2 separate regions of the Homo sapiens genome follow, and region 2 is linked to region 1. A link is an interaction called in ENCODE POLR2A ChIA-PET data of the cell type or tissue named here. Cell type or tissue: MCF 10A. All regions are shown on one strand. Region 1 overlaps NEDD4L (NEDD4 like E3 ubiquitin protein ligase). Region 2 overlaps NEDD4L (NEDD4 like E3 ubiquitin protein ligase).

Region 1 (2,500 bases):
TTGGGAGCTTGCAAGCTGTATTTTACCTTGCCCACACTTCTCCCCTTTCTTAAAAAATAAGAAGCAAAGCCAAATATAGATGTGCGCAAGCATAACAAAAAGGAAATTTAATTGTGAAGCGGATAAAACCCAGCATCAGGCAGATGAAGCGGCTGGGGCTGCTCCCTGCCCAAGGCGGGACAGTGGGTTCCCCGCCCACATTGCTGAGCTGAATCTCACTGTTGAGTTTCTGGGGTTTTTTCCCTAACCTGGTTATTGCTAAACTGAGATGCTGGCTTTGTCATCAAAGCTTTCAGTTCTGTGTCATGCTCAAGATCAACTTTTAATGGCAATATCTCTAAAAAGGGATAAATGCATCATCTCTCCAGGGACCTGCAGTTCCACACGGGTGACAGGGCCCTGACTGTGTCTTGTCTTCTCATTCTCTTCCCCCCCAATACCCCTTTCTCTCTGACATTTGTACTCTTCAGCTTTCATAATATTTCAAGCTAAGTGACTTTTTTTTCCAGACACAGAGCATTCCTCTGCCATACACACAGAGAAACCACTCACCTGGAGTGGGTGGCCCCTATCAATAAACAAATAATTTAAAGAAAATAAATTTTTTTAAACCAAAATTAAGGGGCATTTTCCCAATCTGATCACCATCCTCATTCAGACCAATGCTTCAAGACTGTTAAAGTACATATTTAAATATAAATAAACAAATCAAGTGAAAACAAAAGTAACAGGAAAAGAACAATCTGACTTAAGGAAAAAATGTAGCTCAACAAAAACAGACAAGTGAAAGGGAGAAGGAGTGCCCCTCAATGTCTAGCACAAGAGACACTTAGGAAATATTTGGTAACTGACTAAAAGAATAAAGAGAAGACAACTTGTTTTCAAGTAATGAACAGGACAAGTGACTTAAATAGCCTTTTGAATGAGTTAAGCTAAATAGTTATACAAATATAATACCACACAGGACGGTGCCCAAAGAGAACAAATTCCTTTCAGATAGATCACTCACTGATTAACCTCAGGTACAGTTATGGCCCTGAAAACCTCAACAAAACAGGGCAAGAGAGAAAAAGTGGAGTATATCAAAATGCCTTAAAGCCTGCCACGCCATTTCCTCTAATGAAGTTAGAGACTTCCTTCCAGTGTCAAGCCTGTCAACTCAGCATGGCAGATCTCGGCCAAAATAAACTCCTGGACCCAGTTAATTGAGCTAAAAGGAGTCAAACCCCAGCACTGGCAAAGGCTCAAAGATCACACCCCCAGGACTCTCAATGGCTTCTGCCCAAGAATCTATGACCAAATGACCTCTGATAACGTGACAGGGTTTCCAGTCACTGACCTTAGTCAGAGGAGGCTGTTTATAATTGCATGTGATCCTCTTGCCTGCTGCAGGCCAGATGAGTAATCGTGAAGTGAACAAGACAGCTTACATCACTGAAAGCGGTGCGTTTTCCATGTATTCTACGGAACTCCACTGAGTCCACTGGACTCCCGGATCTCTATTTCCACTTAGTCTGAAGGGCAGGGGGCTCTTGGCAGGAAGCGCCCAAGTCCTCCCTGTGGCCCCTGTGGGAGGGAATCTGGGTACCGCCTGCCCACATCCCACTGCCCACCTGTGCTCCTGGGTACTGAGAAAACCTGGCCAGGCACAGAGGAAGCACAAATATTTACTGTAGACGAGGGTGTGTCGAGTGACCCTTGGGGAATTCTGGGCCACTGGGAACGCAGTCAAGATAGACTCAGAAAACAGCAGAGAACATGTGCTTCTGCCATTGCCCTGAAGGCCAACGGCCTCTGAAACCTCCGTGATTCAAGGTGAGCGAGTGGCAGGCTCACTTCAAGCCCACCTGTAGAAAGGAAAGCCCCGTCTATGTTACTAGCACACTACATCATATTTAACTCAAAGCACATAAGAAGGAAAAGATTTCCATCAAGGTGAAAGAAACGATATGAAAATGGCTTCACATGAAAACTGACTTGGTAAAACCCTAAGAAGTACAGGCTGAAAAAATAAACATTGCCTGGAATGAAACATAAAAATCCCAAACAACCCTCCCATCCCAACAGAACCGTCAAGACCACAAAAGCTCCTGTCCCATCACTTGCCTTAATAAGTACATAGAGCCCCCCACCATCACCACATCCACCAAACAAACCACTTTGGAATAAAACTTCTACACTCAAGTAGCAGAATTCATATAATTTCATACCTGCCTTCATTTTATATCTTTTCATTATATTCCACAGTGCCAAGAAAATGTCCCAAATGTGTCGTTTTAAATCAACATTTAGTTGCAATACAGGACTCCAGAAAACCTTCATTTAACTTAAAAAGGCAAATTTTCATAAAAACAATAGGAATGAAAAAGGTTAAGGCATAACATCTGTAACTAATACAGATGTTTACTTCCTCTTAACTAAATAAAAAGCATTTCTTCCTCTCTTCTTGACTTCCATCTTACTAGATTCCCACAAGAATTAAAGTTCACCTTGTATTCCT
Region 2 (2,500 bases), 63 kb before region 1:
ATTCCCCCATAAAACAATTACCAAATCATATTACAGCCTACCTTGCATCCTATGTAAAGTCTTACATAAACTGTCTGATACTTATATGTCCACAACTTATTCCTTTTAGAATTTTATTTTACAACAAGAAATTTTATAGTAGGTTTTCTTAAACTAAGAGACTACTCAGGGTTACTTATGCATGTTTCTAGGGCATGCATAAACAAAGACAGATTACATTTAAAAAGCAGGAAAAAAACAGAGAATCCGGCTTTCAGCAGATGTTTTCTCTCTCTTCACTTCATGTGGTCTGATGGATGTATTTTGTGCTCTCTTTTTTGTTTACACCTTGACATAAGAAGTAACATGAGCCTTCTCCACAGCCTGCTATCAAATTTTTCTGAAAGTTGGTAGAGGAATGGCAAGATTTCAGTAGGAACTACTGGGTGGGCAAATTAGTCAGGCATGAATTAGCAAAGTTCTACTGTAACTTGACTTTCAAGCTTGCTTCCTGTAACATTCAAGATCATGCTCAGCTGTATATGAATCTGAAGTATGAACTACACACGATTACATATGCATGACTGATTATCATTATTGCTGGTATCTTATTTTTTTCTTTAATGGTTGTGAGAGAATCTGCCCCACCCTCTGTTAGAAAAAGCAAATGGACTCTGCTCCTTGCTTATTCACTATTCCTCCAAGCAAAACACACAGGCTCGCGCACACGTGCAACTCACAAAAGGACAATGACCTGAATTAAAGCCACAACACAATGATTCCATTGTCTCTAAAGTTGAATGTCTTCTTCTTGAAAAAATACGATACATAAGGAAGCAAAGGGAAATATGCGTGATAAGACCTCTGTAAGACCGCATATTGCAGGAATATTTACACAGAAAAGGTTTTCAGATGGCCCAAGAACACAAAAGCAGTATGAACAAAAGTTTAGATTCTGTTCTATGAAGTCAGAACTTAACTACTTTAATTTGTCTAATTCCACGTTGCCCAGAGCTGTGGTGCCGAGGTGAACTCATGATCCTGAGGGAGGCTGGTCTCTAAGGCACCCATCATAATTCTACTCTGTGATCTCCATGGGCAGGGAGCCTATACTAGAAGACAAACGGTATGCTCCCTCTATCTTTCTTCTTGTGGATGTATCTTACATATACTTTTTAAACTACAATTATTGAACAACATGCTGTCCTCTATTCGTCTGTAAAGCAAGTATGCAGTTGTCTGACTTATTTGGCAGTAGGTAAACAGAAATGAATGAGCCTGGAATTTCGTGCTGGGTTGAGAGCTGCCTTTTTGATCATATGGACCTTTTAGCTCCTTAGCAGGATAAAGTTCAATGAGGACAAAGTTAAAGTTGAACAATGTCAAATTCTAACAGCCCAGAAAAAAACAAAAAAAAAAAAAAGAAAAAGAAGTGCTTTAAAACAGCTCTCCTAGTTTCTCAAGTATTATCAGCACTCTAAGCACACTAAATTCCTTTTGTATAAATGTTACCCTGCAGTTGTTCATTCTGGGCAAATAAAAAGTTATATAATTATGGTCAAAGAACAGTCAAATGTCCCCATATATCCTTGGCCTTCTGGGAAAATCTCTACTGGCAACCATAGATGACTCTCAAATCATGAAAATTTCCAAATGCAGTTTATGCACATAAGGAGCGCCTCCCGGGTCAGGATAATGTCATCTTCATCACTGTGGTCCCAACATCTAGCATAGCACTTACTGGTGTTTAATATTCAATTAAATTCAATTATCCACACCAACCTATCTCAATTAGCACTACTGTGTGCTATGGATCAGCTACCAGTTTGACATTTCAAGCTGCTGGGATTATCATGAACATGATGAAGCCCTCAGTCAGCTGAGACAGACTTACTCTTACACATTCTGAAACAGTTTTTTTACTGGTAAGGGCCATTTTATCAACATGATAAAGAGTGCAGACTAGATAAGTATAATATAATTTATTGTCTTCACAGGATGCCTTCATATTGAACACACCCATTAATACAGACGCTTATGACTAAATTAAATGCAGGGGAGCTACCAAAATTGAAAAGAACATGGCAGTTTCAATAAAGTATTTTAAAAACACTTTATATAAGACTCATCCTTCAGAATAGGACAACAAATTTTTTCCAATGTCCAGTTAGCATCTTAAATTGGCACCTTTATTGATACAATGATGACCTCACTGAAACCTTGAGGACTGGGGTGGCATCTACTTATATTCTATAGAACATAGTACTGCACTTCTACAGGCAAATATTCAAACATCAAATGTTTGCAGTGCTCATTCGACGTTTACATTAACACAAATAATTCATAGTTGGCTATGTTCAGGTTTTAATAAATGACATTTATATTCTTTACCACCCTAGACTTAAATATACCCATGGTGAGTGTCTGTCTATAAACACTGACACTGGGTAAGAACGTGCATCTACTTGCAAAATGCTCTAATATTCTGAAATGCATCTAAATAAGAACTTAAGGTATGACA

What was found. ChIA-PET counts read pairs that join two places held together with the same protein. Peaks named below come from ENCODE experiments on the same cell type or tissue, not always from the same donor. Only the 100,000 strongest peaks of a DNase experiment are listed, where the experiment ranks them.
Region 2: POLR2A ChIA-PET joins it to region 1 with 118 read pairs; 5 of 35 experiments call an interaction of 5 or more read pairs at or near these places.

The regions. Positions count from the first base shown.
Region 1 is chr18:58,223,074-58,225,573 of GRCh38, reverse strand. All of the region lies in intron 2 of NEDD4L (NEDD4 like E3 ubiquitin protein ligase), which reads right to left. Among named protein-coding and RNA genes, the nearest start is that of NEDD4L, 180 kb to the right of the region's middle. RefSeq lists enhancers at 325-424, 1,644-2,237. In MCF 10A, no CTCF peak of the experiment used is centred here; DNase peaks (open chromatin) are centred at 1,333 and 1,713.
Region 2 is chr18:58,285,997-58,288,496 of GRCh38, reverse strand. All of the region lies in intron 5 of NEDD4L (NEDD4 like E3 ubiquitin protein ligase), which reads right to left. Among named protein-coding and RNA genes, the nearest start is that of MIR122HG, 160 kb to the left of the region's middle. In MCF 10A, no CTCF peak of the experiment used is centred here; no DNase peak of the experiment used is centred here.